Linked DNA regions of Homo sapiens: region 1 is linked to region 2. The links are chromatin contacts, found by Hi-C or POLR2A ChIA-PET in ENCODE. All regions are on one chromosome and are shown on one strand. The core of a region is the stretch at or near the end of the contact, and the rest is flanking DNA. Distances in the headings are between cores, read along the strand shown. Region 1 has its middle 33 kb from the start of EMP1. Region 2 has its middle 22 kb from the start of DDX47.

Region 1 (7,399 bases), core at 3,992-6,491, 330 kb after region 2:
GTGATTCTCCTGCCTCAGGCTCCCAAGTAGCTGGGACTGTAAGTGCGTGCCACCATGTCCGGCTAATTTTCGTATTTTTAGTAGAGATGGGGTTTCACTGTGTTGGCTAGGCTGGTCTTGAACTCCTGACCTCATGATCCACCTGCCTCAGCCTCCCAAAGTGCTGGGATTACAGGTATGAGCCACCGTGCCCGGCCCACTGATCTCCTTTCTATCTTTTTATGTCTCTCTCTTCTGGGCCTTCATATGAATAAAATTATATATGATGTAGTCGTTTGTGACTGGCTTCTTTCATTTAGCACAATCTTTTAAGGTGCTTTTCATGTTGTAGCTGTATTGGTACCTCCTTTCTAAGACTGAATAATATTCCGTTATTCAGCACTATGAATATGGATATGGATACAGATATATACTGTTGATTTTTACCCATTGATTTTGTTTCTAATAACATTGCTGAAAGCTTTTATTAATTTTACTGATACTCTTTTTTTTTTTTTTTTGAGACAGAGTCTTGTTCTGTCAGCCAGGCTAGAGCACAGTGGCATGGTTTCCGCTCACTGCAACCTCCACCTCTCAGGTTCAAGTGAGTCTCATGCCTCAGTCTCTAGAGTAGCTGGGAGTACAGGCGTCCGCCACCACACCTGGCTAATTTTTGTATTTTTAGTAGAGACGGGGTTTCGCCATGTTGGCCAGCTGGTTTCGAACTCCTGACCTCAAGTGAGCTGTCCGACTTGCCCTCCCAAAGTGCTGGGATTACAGGCATGAGCCACCGTGCCTGGCCAATATTCATTTTTAATGTAGATTTTCTATAGACACTCCTCTCCTCTGCCAGTAGGGGCAGTTTTGTAAATTCTTTTTTTTACTTTGTGCATTTCTTTTTCTAATCCTTGTCTTATTTCACTGTCTAGGACTGACTGGAAATGTTGATATAAGCATTATTGTCTTACTCCTGACTTTAATGCAATTGCTTTTAAGATTTTACCATCGAATATAATGTTACCTATAGTGTTTTAGTGAATACACTTTTGAGATTAAGACTGTTACGTTTTTTCTTTTTTCTTCATTGGATAGGCATAAATGTTTTACTGTTGATAAGATGTTTTTCATGACAAAGTTAAATTTTGGCTGTTTTCCATCTATGAGATGATCAGATTTCTCCCTTTAATCTACTAATGTGGTGTGTTAATGAAAAGATTTTCTAATATTGCATTCCACATCATTAAACAATTCTCTAACATTTTTCAGCATTCATTCAACATCTTCAATCCTTCAATGTTATGGGTTGGAGATCTATTATGTCAGGTGTAGAAATAAAGATAAATAACACATAGTCCCTTTCTTCAGAAAGCCTATCATTTCTTTTGAAAAGTAAGAGAATGAGAAGGGGGCCTGTAAGTAACATGTATTCAGTGTTTGCTATGTGCCAGGTATTCTTTTAGATGCTTCAGAAATGTATTCTGATTTAATTCTCCCAACAACTCTATATGATAAGTACAATAATTTTATCCATTTTATATATTAGATATCTGAGGCTTCCAGAAATAAGTGATTTGCTCAAAATCAGCACTCAAACCAAGACTCCGTGGCCCTAAAGCCCAGGCTCTTGCAATATAAGTATCATGGTTATTGAAAGCACGGAGAGTCATGTTTAAGTTAGGTTTATGATTTCCAGAAAATATTGGATTTAAATGATTCCTTCAATGAGGGGGCAGGCATGAGATAGAGGGGAGTGGTAGACAGCAGTTGAAGCAGAGGAGGCTATGGGAGGTGAGCAAAATCTCAGGGTCAGGAAAGCACAAGATAGCCCAGGGACCAAAGGGTAGACCGGTTAGCTATGATGTATACATTGTGTAAGATGATGTTGGGAAGTAAACGTAGAGAGATAGATTAGCAGATTATCCCATGAAAACGCTTGTGATGACATGCAACACAGATTGGAGTAAGGAAAGCCAGAATCTCAGCAGGAGGCCGTGGCTACTGTCAAAGTGAGCAATAGTAACAACTCTTCCTTTGCTCCTCATTGATCTTAGGATGGAGTCCAACCAAATACCTTACCTTGGTTGACTAGACCTGACATAGTCTGTCCCTTTCTTTCTTCTCCAGTCTCATCTTACCCCTTGCCCTCTCAGCTCCAGCCTCATTGGCCTCTCTGTTTCCTGAACCTCCTATATTCCTTTTAACCAAATAGTCTTAGAATAAATTGTTCCATCAGTAAGCAACTTTCTTCCTCTTCTGAGCAGGACACCTCCATTTGTCTAGTCAATTTCTACTCATACTTGATGTTTCAATCCTTAATTGTGTTCTTCTCTTTCAGGAGTACTAATTTCAGTGTATAGCTCTATTTTCATTAGAGTTTTCCTGAGCGATGCTTGTCTCTTCTCCCAGGTTATAAATTCTGTTGCTGGAATCGGGAAAGTCTGAGTCTGTTTTTGCTTACCTAATTCCTAGCACAAAGCCTGGCTCAGAGTAGACACTTGATATATATGCATAGTTGTTAAATGAATGAATAAAAAAACAATTTATCTGAACTATGGAGGGTGAAGTCAGTAGAAATAAAATGAGTAAGGAGGAAAGGAGATTGCTTTAGAACTCTCCTTTTTACTTGTTAGAAAGAAGAGCTGACTTACTTGGTGATTGACTGAACATGGGGATGAAACAGGTGAAGGAATTAGGAATGGTTTTCAAGCTTAGCTTCCAAATGAGTAATTGAGAGAGAAGTATTATTAACAGAAACAGGGAATCCAGAAAGATGATGAATTTAATTTTAGATATATCAAATAACTACGAAGACCCTGAGGAACATATCCAATAGGCGTTTGCAGGTCAGAGTAGTCATATACGGAGATACAGATTTGGGACACGCTTTCAAAATGAAAAGCCATCCATTTAAGAAAGTGGAATTAACTAGAGAAACAGAATAAACAGAATAGCAGAGGCCCTGGGAACTTCATATTGACACATGTCTATTGAAGGAGGCAGTAAAGAGAAGAGGAGTTGATTAAGGTGACAGAGCAGCAGACGGGGATGACATGAGGGTTGAGTACTGTCACAGAAGCCAGAGGAGAAGTGGATCCCACTGAATGGAACATCAACATTGCAGAGGAAGAACGAAGACCAAAAATTAGGCATTGACCTTTAGACAATTCCTCATTGACCTCTGGGAGTAGAGTTTCTATAGAACACGAAGTGGGACAAAATACTGATTTTCGGGAAAGAAGAGACTGCTTGTACAGACCACTGATTGAAGAAGTGTGGCAATGGCAAGCAAATATGAATAGGATTGTAAGTAGAGTGAATGGTGGAGGAGACATCAAGGAACATTTCTCGAGTTATTAGAAGTCTGTACATGCTTATAAACACAGAGGAAGTCTGTGGACAGGAGAAATTGAAGGTGCAGTTGAATGGGAAAAGGGAGTATACAGGGCCAGCCGTGCTTATTGAGGGAGGAGTTTTCCAGAAGAGATGAAATAGGTGGTGTGGCTAACTTGAGTAAAAGAGCTTGCTCTCTCTCTGAGACTATCATTTCTCATCAAGACTGCGGAAGAAATTGAGGAGGGAGGGGAAACTGAGTGCGCAAAGGAAGTGGAGTAATAGGGAACAGGCTTCACATTCCCAGCATTCTCCACTTGCACAAGCTCACACTGGGGAAAAACATGAGTTGTTGCCCTGGAGCAAGCTGCCTGTCTGCCAGGCCAGTAGTGAACCAGCCCCTTTCAAATGCTCCAGACCTATGAGAACCAAAAAAAAAAAAAAAAAAAAAAAAAAAAGGAGAAAAAAAGGTAGCTTCAGGGCTGACACATGGCAGCTGCGTTCTGGGAGTTGGGCTACTGCTGGCCCTGTCCATGCCCCTCTCTGAGGGCTGTTGGAAGAGGCGCTTTCTTATGTACACAGGTGGAGGAACCCACATTTCCAATCTCCAGCCCCACCTCTGGCCCAGCCCAGCTGCAGACACCCTTCCTTTGGGCTGTGAACTCGACTGCATGGTCAAGCCTAGGGCAGCCTGAAGCCAGTAATGAAAATCCCTGGCATTTCCTCTCATAACCATTTCCAAAGGGCTTTCCCCAAATATGATCTCATTCCATTCTCATGGCACCACGGCATTTTCATCTCCAATTTAGAGATGCCAATCACTAAGCGCCTCTAGAGAGGCCATGCAGTTAATGGTATCTAGGGCTGCTGATTTGAAAACCCGGGCTCTTCCAGCCATCTCACATGGTCTGCATCTGACTGATCTCCTTTGGTGGTGAGAAGGTGGGCTCTGGGGTTTGGGAGATGAGAATGACGAAAAACACCTGTATTAGCCATCCCGCCTGAGTTGCCAAAGGTAGCCACCTCCGTCCGTGGGTCAGGAAGCCATTTCCATTTCTGCTAGAAGGAACTGATGGTGCCTATAGATTGAAAATCTTCCCATGAAAAGAGAAGCAGAGCAGGCAATTGTTATGTGTTTGGTGGTGTTGGTATGTGGGGCATGAAGAGGAAGGAGAAATGTCTAAGACTACATTCACCAATCTTAAGCAAACTTCATTGCTTGAAACACAAGAGGGAAACGGCTGACTTCCTTCGTCTTCACCTTGGATGTGTGAAGGTTCACCCCAGGTGAAGGGCACTGACCAGATGTGTGACCTTGGGCAAGTCACTTCATCCCTTTAGGCTTGAGCTTCCTTTCCTGGAAAACAACGAGACTGAAATAAATGCCTAAGGTCTTACTAACTCGAATAGTCTCTGAGTCCAGGATTCTTAGGAAAATGGAAATCATTAGAGCAGGAAGGGAAGAGTTTCTTCTTGGGGACTTCTGGTTCAAGGCCTGCCTTCCTGAAGGGGCAGTTCAATCATTAATAGGTCTGTGAAAAAGCATCATTTTCTTAGGGATGGAGCATGCCCTTATACTATTTGCAAAACTAGCTAACTAACTAACCAACCAGCTAACTAACCACCTAACTAACCAACTAGCCAATTAACTACCTAACCAACCAGCTAGCTAGCTAACTAACTAACTAACTAACTAACTAACTAACTAACTAACTAACTAACTGAAACTAACACCTGAACAGCAGCCACAGTGTGGGGAAGGAGCAATTGCAAATACCCTTTTCTTCCATTGCAAACAGGGACGGCTCCAGCAGTTGGATGGCAGCCCTGGGTTTCCTGACATAACCTGTAACTGCTTGGTGCTCTTCAGCTTGCAGGGCACAGGCAATTTTGGTTTCATGCGGCCATGCCAAGTGCAGACAGAGGCCCCAGCTGCACTTTCAGTCACGTGACCTGGTGACTCAGGCCCTTTCTGGTTCCTGCTTGTCAGGGTATGGGAAAGGTGAGAAACTACTTTGCAGTGGCTCTTTGGGAGGGTCTAGGGATGAGCAATAGTTTGTTATTATACAGGTTGCCCTGAACCCTTTTTATATGAGCATAATAAAGTTATCTTATAACCCCAGAATTGCCGTTTTCAGTTGATGTCTGCAGAGTTGCTGTGTTCATCTCCTGTCTCCAGGAGTAAGCCAAAGTCATCTGAGGGGAAAAAAACAATCTACATTTCACCACTTCCTTTAATGAAATAGTTTGGTATTTAACCACCTCATCACCAGAAATGTCTTTTATGCTAACCTGAATCCACCCTGCCATGTTTAAGCATAATTCCTCTTACTTTGGTAGACAGAGTGGAAAATTTGTTCCACAATGGCAGGAATGTCTACATAACCTTAAGAGAAGATGCTAATTCCAACTTTATTTTCTCTTCTCTGCCTATCTGTAGCCTCTGTTCTTTCAAACTAGGTTTCAAATTTACCTCTTTTAGGAATCTTTCACTGTTGAACCCCTCCTTTCTACAGAAGAGACCAGAACACACAGGCTCAGAGTTTATTTTCTAATGCGTTTGTTCTTATTGATGTGCTATTTTGAAAACGCTTTTGAGTCTATTTCAGGGCACAGTGCTCTGTATTTGCAGGTGGGATGGATTCTCTTTAATGCAACTGTGGTGTTGTGAAAAGCGCTGTGGCCTCGGAGTCAGGAATCCTGGATATGTCACTTACCAGCCGTTACTTGAGGCAGGTTCCTCAATCTCGGAGAGGTTCAGATTATTCCTCTGGAAATCAGAAAATGAGGCTCTAACTCCTGGAGTCACTGTGAAGATAAATGAAGGAATGTATATGAAAGTGCTGAGGATAATGGCTTGCATTTAACAGGTTGGCCCATTGACACTCACTCACATACTCTGAGGGACCAAAACTTCTATTTCTATTGTTTTTCTCCATAAGGCCTCACTACACTGCTCTGTCCACAGCATAAGCTTAATGAGTGCCACAAACTGACTATCTATTTGGTACCTAAGAACAAGCAAGCTGGAAAGGGCTTAGGGCCACTTTACGGTCTGGGTGAAGTCTTGAGAAGTCCAGGATGCGGGTCCCCCTTCCAAGTAGGTCACAGGAGATGGCTCAGTGTGTGTCTCTGAGCCAGGGAACCGGATAAGAGGCAGGATCCATGAAATAGGAATCTAGGGGTAACAGAGGATTTGGTCCTAAAAGAGATGTCTGGTGCAGGCATGTGCCAGAGAAAAAGGGGCCAGCAATGTTTCTACTAAAACCTATTCCTTGTAACTTCACCAGCTCTTAGAGTTCACCTTTGCACTGCCGGCTCCATTTTCCTGCGTCACTTCAACAAGCCAATTTCCGGTCCTTATTGGGACTGTGGGAGGTGGGGTTTCTTTATCCAGGTGCTCAGTTTGATTACCTAGGAGAGATAGATGTTATTGATGTTAGAGTAATTTCTTTTCCCTGGGAAACGCAGGCTTTCACCTCTGCCTGGTTCCTTAGCCCTTCCTGCACACGCAGGTCAGAGGCTTGGAGATGGCTGTGGCCATGCTCTAGTGAGTGCAGGTGACAAATCCCAACACTGATCCAGTTTGACTCCAGGGTGAAATGGGCAGGGATGACTCACAGGTTGAGGAACCCGCTCCACAAAGGCTCTGTGGAAGGAAATGATGTCTGGGTGGGAAACGGGCTTGCAGCCTTGGGATGAACTAAACCTGGAGAGATTACTGAGGGCCAGGGAGGGGTTTATTTATAGAGGGTGAGGCCTTCTCTTTTTCCCACTAGGCCAGATGAATGGAGAGGTGAGGAAAGAAGCCTGTTGGGAGGCCACATCTATTCCCCAGCTCATCTCTTCAGTCAAAGCCTGGCAGAAGCTGCTCATTTATTTTTCTACCACCAATTCCCTGACCCAGTTCCCTGACCCAGGATAGGATATCAGGTGGTAAATCAATGCTTGCATGTGGTGATTTTTGTTTTGTGGACCCTCAGATGCAGACAGCCAAGCTAAACACATTCCTCAGCCACACTGTTGTTAGTAGGCTGTGTAAGGTCACATTCTGGTTTTATTTTGGTCATTTGCTTTTTTCCTTTCATCC
Region 2 (7,552 bases), core at 4,475-6,974:
ACAGGGTTTCATCATGTTGGCCAGGATGGTCTTGAACTCCCAAGCTCAGGTGATCCACCTGTCTCGGCCTCCCAAAGTGCTGGGATTACAGGTGTACGCTGCTGCACCCGGCCACTCTGCCTCTTATGTAGATTCTTTTCCCCAGGTGACAAGAATAAAATCAATATGCCTCAGAAATGTATAATTCTGAGACCTAATTTCATCCACTTGTCATTAGTGCCCACTGGCCACTCATCTTTTTTGTCCTCATCTATTAGGCGATGCAGGAGATGTAGAGCTGGGGCCTCAGCTCCAGGGGAGGAGGTAGGCATTGGCACTCTAGGGGCTGGTTGTTGGGGGAGGGTTACTGAAATTCAGAAACAACTTGGAAATTCCCAATCACAAACAGTCTCATGTTCTGAGGATGTTTACACATAGAAGATGCCTAATACTTTTTGTTGTCTATAACAGTTTTATTAGAAGAGTGTGTCTGGAGTGGCAGAACCAAGGTAAAGAGCGTCTAAATAATCACTTTGATGGATTAAGATTGGAATGAAGTTTGGCTGAAAAGAAACTTTCCTTATCCATCTAAGTCAGAGTATCTGGTGAGGAGTAAAGAGTAGGAGGCAGGCCGGGCGTGGTGGCTGACGCCTGTAATCCCAGCTCTTTGGGAGGCTGAGGAGGGCAGATCACGAGGTTAGATCGAGACCATCCTGGCTAAAACGGTGAAACCCTGTCTACTAAAAATACAAAAAATTAGCCGGGAGTGGTGGCGGGCGCCTGTAGCCCCAGCTACTCGGGAGGCTGAGGCAGGAGAATGGCGTGAACCCGGGAGGCGGAGCTTGCAGTGAGCCGAGATCGCGCCACTGCACTCCAGCCTGGGCGACAGAGAGAGACTCCGTCTCGAAAAAAAAAGAGTACAAGGCAATAAAATTCTCTGTGATGGTCCGGGGTGGACTGTTCACTGCAGGAAGATCTTTGCAAATATCGGGGCGGGGGGTTTTCTACCACAGATGCATTTTAAAATGGGCACCTGTGGGCAAGGCATTAGCAATGAATTGAAATACAGTGCATAACTTACTTTTTGTTTTGTTTGCTCTGAATTTCATTGCTGCTTATTATGGTACCTTTGTGTGAAGGATAATTTAGAGGAGGTAGGAGATACAAGGGAAAGGAAAGGAGAAAGGGGTACCAGAATCGGGAGGCAAATGGTTGAGCAGGGCCGTACCTGTTCCTATTTGTTATGAGTTGTGCCTCCCACTTGGGGCTAATTCTCCATTAACATTGTGTTTTCTCGATGGGACTCTCCAGGGTGGCTTAGGATAGCAGCTCTCTTCGAGTCAGCCCATGGATGCTGTTTCAGCTCAGTGGAGGACTTCAGAAGCAAGCTGAAATGGAATTGGTGTACCAGTAGGGGGTAAGAAGGAGAGATTGGAATCATCCTCAAGGATGTCTGAACTTTCCAAATAGGCAGTGGTCTCTGGCCTGGGTTTGTGGACCACTGAGGAATATGCATATTTTTGGGGAGACTAAAAAGGTTAAAAACCACTACTCGAAAGCTTAACTGCCATCTCTAATGTATATGCATAATTATGCTTTGCTAGGATGGGAAGAAAGGACACTAGTGAAAGAAATGTGGACGGGTGTGTCTTCAGGTATATTAACAGGTCCAGAGCATGGAGTCCCCAGCAGAAAATGCACAGATGCCATTGCAAAAGGCAGGAGGCGCAGAAATGAACGTGATCCACCAGTAAGTAAAAACAAGACATGTAGGTTTGCTCTATTAGTCAGTCATTCCTGTGCTCTCCTGTCCTCTAAGGTGAGATAGGTCGTGCTGCTGATACCCTTACAGAAGTACGTTTTAATGTCCTAGGACTACTGAAACAAAGTACCAGGAACTGGGTGACTTTCAATAACAACTTTATTCTCTCATGGTCCTGGATTTTAAGATGTTCAAAATTAAGGTGTGGGCAGGGCCATGTTCTCTCTGACACCTTTAGAGAAGAGTCCTTCCTGGCTTCTTAGCCAGCATTGCCCCTTGGTTGCCTGCAGTCCTTGGTGTTTCTTGGCTGTAGCAACATGACTCCGATCCCTGTCTCCATCCACACATGGCCTTCTGCCCCATATATCTTTGTGTCTTCACAAGGCCTTCTTAGAAGGATACTAGTTGTTGGATTTAGGGTGCACCCTAATCCACCCTGGCCTCATCTTAACTAATTACATCTGCGAGGATCCTATTTCCAAATAAGGTCACCTGAGGTTCTGGGTTGATATGGTTTGGCTGTGTCCCCACCCCAATCTCATCTTGAATTGTACTCTCAGAATTCCCACGTGTTGTGGGAGGGACCCGGTGGGAGGTAATTGAATCCTGGAGGCGGTTTCCCCCATACTGTTCTCATGGTAGTGAATTAGTCTCACAAGATCTGATGGTTTTATAAGGGGTTTCCCCTTTTGCTTGGCTCTCATTCTCTCTTCCCTGCCACCGTGTAAGACGTGCCTTTCACCTTACACCATGATTGTGAGGCCTCCCCAGCCACGTGGAACTGTGAATCCATTAAACCTCTTTTTCTTTGTAAATTACCCAGTCTCAGGTATGTCTTTATCAGCAGCATGAAAACAGATTAATACATGGGTAGACATGACTTTTCGTGGGATACTATTCAGCCCAGTACAAGGCATCTTTGTGGACTCTGCTACATTCTGCGGGGTTTAAGGTTGCAATTACGGAATAAAATGGTGGGGAGAACTAGTTACAAAGTGTGGAGAAGACAGGAGATGGGTCTTCAGAAGTATTTGGTTAGGTATTAATAGGAGTATAGAAGAACGTTAAAATGTCATTCTCTTAAATACATGTAAATTGCCTTTGCAGTCAAGATACCAAAAGCTCTAGATTAGGAGTGGGGAACGAGGTCCCTGACCCCTCTGCTATTCCCTTCTTGGTACAACTCCTTAGTTCTGCATTCCTGATTTAAGAAACTGTGAGCTTCGCCGGCCGGGCGCGGTGGCTCACGCCTCTAATCCCAGCACTTTGGGAGGCCGAGGCGGGCGGATCACAAGGTCAGGAGATTGAGACCATCCTGGCTAACACGGTGAAACCCTGTCTCTACTAAAAATACAAAAAAATTAGCCAGGCGTGTTGGCGGGCGCCTGTAGTCCCAGCTGCTGGGGAGGCTGAGGCAGGAGAATGGCGTGAACCCGGAAGGCAGAGCTTGCGGTAAGCCGAGATCGCACCACTGCACTCCAGCGTGGGCGACAGAGCGAGACTCCATCTCAAAAAAAAAAAAAAAGAAACTGTGAGCTTCAAAACAATCTTCTCCCACCCTAATTGTAAACAGATACATCTAACTTTTATGACTTAATAAAGGGAGTATCTTGGAATAGTCATATGATATCAGCCCAGAGAAAATGTCTTCTTATTTCTCATCTGAATTATAAAACTGATTTATATAGTATTCATTGTATGCAGTTGCAGTAACAATGGCTTCATGGTACTGGCTAGCCTAGTTTTACTTCCTCTGTACAGAGCTGAGTGAGGGTGAGAATGAGGAAAACACCTCTCTATCTTATGAAGGGGTCCTAGGATCCTAGTGAGAGGGTTTCAGTTGGATAGGCTATTTCAGGCTTAAAGCAGGCCCAGAATTCCAGGGAACCATGAAGCAGGTTCTCTGAGGGCACTCTGAGGGGATTGTAGTTGCTAAGAGGGGCCTAGACCAACTAGATCATGATTATTCTTTCTCAGTCTCTCAAAAAATGCAATGAATATCCCAGAACTTGGCTGGCTCTTTAAGGACATCTTGCTTACAGACAGAGTGTTTTCCAAGTAGCTTTCTGCCTGCAGAGGCATCCACAAACCTAAATTGGAGACTTTATCTACCTTGGGTCCCTCAAAACCCTGGGAAATAGGACCAGAAAGAACCACAGGCTGTGGTGTTGGTTACAGAAAATGAAAGGATCCAAGTTATCAAAAGTGGGTAACAAAGCAACATCAAGAAACTGTGTCCTTAAAACTAAGAGAATATACAAGACATTCTAATCCACATGGTTCTTAGGGTGAAATCTAGCCTCTGGGCAGGTAAGAAATCAGGGTGTGAGTCACCCCTCTTTAGCTGGAATGACAAGAGACTCAGACCATAACTCTAGAGATTGAAGGGTTACCCACACCCGCATTCCTTTTCATGCCTCACCTATCCCAGGTATGCACTAAAACTACCGCTAAAAATAACTGCAGAAACTTGAAGTCTGGGAAATAGCACTGAACAGTCTCACCTGAAGTGAAGAGCTGATTGGTGCCAAGTGGAAAGGAGACAGGAAGAAAATGGGCTCCTCTGGAACCATGCAGTCTCTAGGAGGTGGGCCCCAAGGTCTGCTCAGAGTCTTGGAGCTTTTGTTTGCTCGTAGCCATCCATCCCCTTATACCATCCAAACACAAAGGATGTCTCCTGTCACTGTCACCCTTCAATCATCTGCCAGTGCCGTCAAAGAGGCCGGAAGGAGCAGGAGGAATTGGGAAAGGAACAGGTGGGGAAAGTGTAAGTCATCGGACTGTTCACTGTTGCTGTGTGACCTTGTGGGAGTTACTAAACCTCTCTGAACCTTGAGTTTTCTCATTTGTTAATATGGAAAGAAGACCGTCAAGCCTATCTCTGTCACAGAATCTTTTTTTTTTTTTTTTTTGAGATGGAGTCTCTGTCACCCAGGCTGAAGTGCAATGGTGCAATCTTGGCTCACTGCAACCTCCACCTCCCAGATTCAAGCAATTCTCCCACCTCAGCCTCCCAAGTAGCTGGAATTACAGGCATGTGCCACCATGCCGGGCTAATTTTTGTATTTTTAATAGAGGCAGGGTGCCATGTTTGTCAGGCTGGTCTCGAACTCCCGACCTCAGGTGATCCATCTGCCTCGGCCTCCCAAAGTTCTAGGATTACAGGTGTGAGCCACCACACCTGGCCTGCCTCACAGAATCTCGAACCTAGTTTTTAAAATTCTGTTTCTTTCCTCCTTCCCTTCCAGTGTCCACCATATCCTAGCCAGTGTGCCAGATACTAGGAAACCAATACTGAAAAAAGAGTCAGATGCTATTTTTGCTGAACTTAGCCTTAGTATTGTATAGTGATTGTGCTTCCTACTAGGCAGGGACCGCGCCTAATTTGTGGATATTACTAATATCATACAGGGCCCATACGCAGTAAATGTTCAATATCTGTCATTTTCTGAAACCTAAGATGTGTCAGGCGGCTTGACCTGTATTATTTCTAGTTCTTTGAACAATCCCGAACAGTCGATATTATTGTTCCCAATATGAGCTATGGAGCCAGTTTGCCAAATCGGCCCCTGACTAACTGTGAGACTTTGGACAAGTTGTTAAACCTTCCTGTGTTTCAACCTTCTTATCTGAAGACACACAGTTATAGTACAGCATTGTGAAGTTAAATGAACTATACTGTGGCTCATGATAACAATCAGTAAGTGTTAGTCATTATAATGATCATTAATTGTGGCTTTTAGCATAGATGAAGACTGGCAGCGTACCCAGATCATACAGCTGGTAAAGGGCTAAGTAAAAATTTGAAGCCAAATTGGATTCCAAGCCTCTGCCCTTTACACTAAATACACTGTTTGTTATGTGTGTGTGTGTGTGTATGTATATATGTGTAATTCCATATTACTCATGCAGTATGTTCCACACAACAAGTAAGTACTATGCAAATGAACTTTCAGGTTCCAAGCTATTTTCAAATTGGCAACAGGCAGGTAAGAAAATAAGACATTCTTGTTTTCACCAGTAGATGGCAGAAGGAAGAAAAGACCACTCCGGAGAGGGAAGGAGTTTTAATTTGGAGCCGAGTGATTCACAGTGGGCTGTGGCTGAGGCACAGGGGCAGATGAGGCAGACTCCTTGTATGACTACAGTGGAGGACAGTCCCACTGGAACTAGGGGTCAGGGGTCAGGGTGGGGAGGAGAACTACCTACAGGTATGTGAAGGGTGTCAGCCTTCAAGAAGATCTGCTAGGTTGACCCAGAGGATGGGGACTGGGAGCCCCGAAGTAAAGGCAAGTTCAGATGCACTTAGAAAAAAAGGTCGCGTTCCTCTGTCGTCTCTACTGCGCGGTCCCTGGCTGTGGACCCTCCTCGTCAACTTCCAAACACTTGGTTCTTTTCCAAAGCCTGCCTTTCCCTCTGGGATGTTGATGAAGCCACTTGCTTTGTTTGCTCCTTTCCCCACCCCCTACCCCAGTCTGTAAGTCAGGAATACTCTTTCCCCCGCCTATCCCAATACACGTTGTTTGTGAGCCACCGACCCCCCTCACTGCTTCCCTCTCTCCTCACTGCGTATCCATCCAGTAGGCTTGGTCCACAGCCCGTGCTCCTGTATCAAATAAGCTTGGTGCTGGGTAACCTGTGAGCTGCTTGTTCGTTCATTTTATCCTAGAGACATGTCCTTCAGCCCAAAGTGATGGGGAGTTGTCCTTCTGGGTCCAAAAGAGTAGTAGCAGCAATCAAGCATGGTGGTCATTTATACTGGGCCAGCTCTCACTGATGTGATGCTGGCTCTTGTCCTCACACATTCTTTTGGGGGAGGAGTCCACTGGTAACTCCTGATATCTTAGAAACTCTCTTACCCAAGCTATTAAATCCAGTGCCAACTTAAAACCAACATCCCTGTCGCGATTTCTGGGTGGGTCAAGAGTGGGGACTATCCAAAGATTTCTTATTTGACATACGTCTATTTGTACATTTGTAATGGTTGTTGGTTTGGTTTTAAATAAGTGATTCTTGGACAGGGCATGGTGGCTCATGCCTATAATCCCAGCACTTTGGGAGGCCAAGGTGGGAGGATTGCTTGAGGCCAGGAGTTTGAGACCAGCCTGGGTAACACAGCAGAACCCCATCTCTACAAAAATAATAAAAAATTAGCTGGGCATGGCGGACCCCGCCTATGGTCCTAGCTACTTGGGAGGCTGAGACAAGACAATCATTTGAGTCTTGGAGGATGAGATTGCAGTAAGCTATGATTGTGCTGCTGCGTTCTAGCCTGGGTGACAGGGTAAGACCCTGTCTCTAAAAGGTAAATAGTAAATAAGTGATTCTTTACAATAGGGCTGAGGAGAGCCTCCTGTGTGTTAGGAGTTTGCCAGGTGACTGGCATATATTATTTCTTTTACTGGAGGTCATGAGTCATTTCTCGAGGAAACTGCAGATCAGAAAAGCTTGTTTGTCATATTTTAAAACTGCAGCCTAGTCTTTTTTTTTTTTTTTTTTTTTGAGACAGAGTTTTGCTCTTGTTGCCCAGGCTGGAGTGCAATGACGTGATCTTGGCTCACCGCAACCTCTGCCTCCCAGGATCAAGGGATTCTCCTGCCTTAGCCTCCCAAGTAGCTGGGATTACAGGCATGCACCACCATGCCCGGCTAATTTTGTATTTTTAGTAGACACGGGTTTTCTCCATGTTGGTCAGGCTGGTCTCAAACTCCCGACCTCAGGCGATCCGCCTGCCTTGGCCTCCCAAAGTGCTGGGATTACAGGCGTGAGCCACCACACCCGGCGCAGCGTAGTTATTCTTTATTCTGTCTT

The links. A loop is a pair of places that touch in the nucleus more often than their neighbours do. ChIA-PET counts read pairs that join two places held with the same protein, here RNA polymerase II (POLR2A). Pooled maps may share reads with other maps.
Region 1: a pooled map shows a loop between it and region 2 (4-fold over the local background). The contact joins two enhancer-like sites. A Hi-C loop is called at or near these places in 5 of 50 pooled maps. POLR2A ChIA-PET finds 5 or more read pairs at or near these places in 4 of 52 experiments (HEK293, PC-9, RWPE1 and 1 more).

What each region holds. Positions count from the first base shown.
Region 1 is chr12:13,160,435-13,167,833 of GRCh38, forward strand. No RefSeq gene overlaps it. Among named protein-coding and RNA genes, the nearest start is that of EMP1, 33 kb to the right of the region's middle. RefSeq lists enhancers at 4,812-6,011, 5,141-5,435. Within about 2 kb of position 5,242, at least 15 of the 41 ENCODE cell types and tissues checked have a DNase peak (open chromatin) inside an H3K27ac peak, as active enhancers do; they include PC-9, where a contact is called at or near this core.
Region 2 is chr12:12,831,412-12,838,963 of GRCh38, forward strand. No RefSeq gene overlaps it. Among named protein-coding and RNA genes, the nearest start is that of DDX47, 22 kb to the left of the region's middle. RefSeq lists an enhancer at 3,476-4,675. Within about 2 kb of position 5,725, at least 9 of the 41 ENCODE cell types and tissues checked have a DNase peak (open chromatin) inside an H3K27ac peak, as active enhancers do; they include PC-9, where a contact is called at or near this core.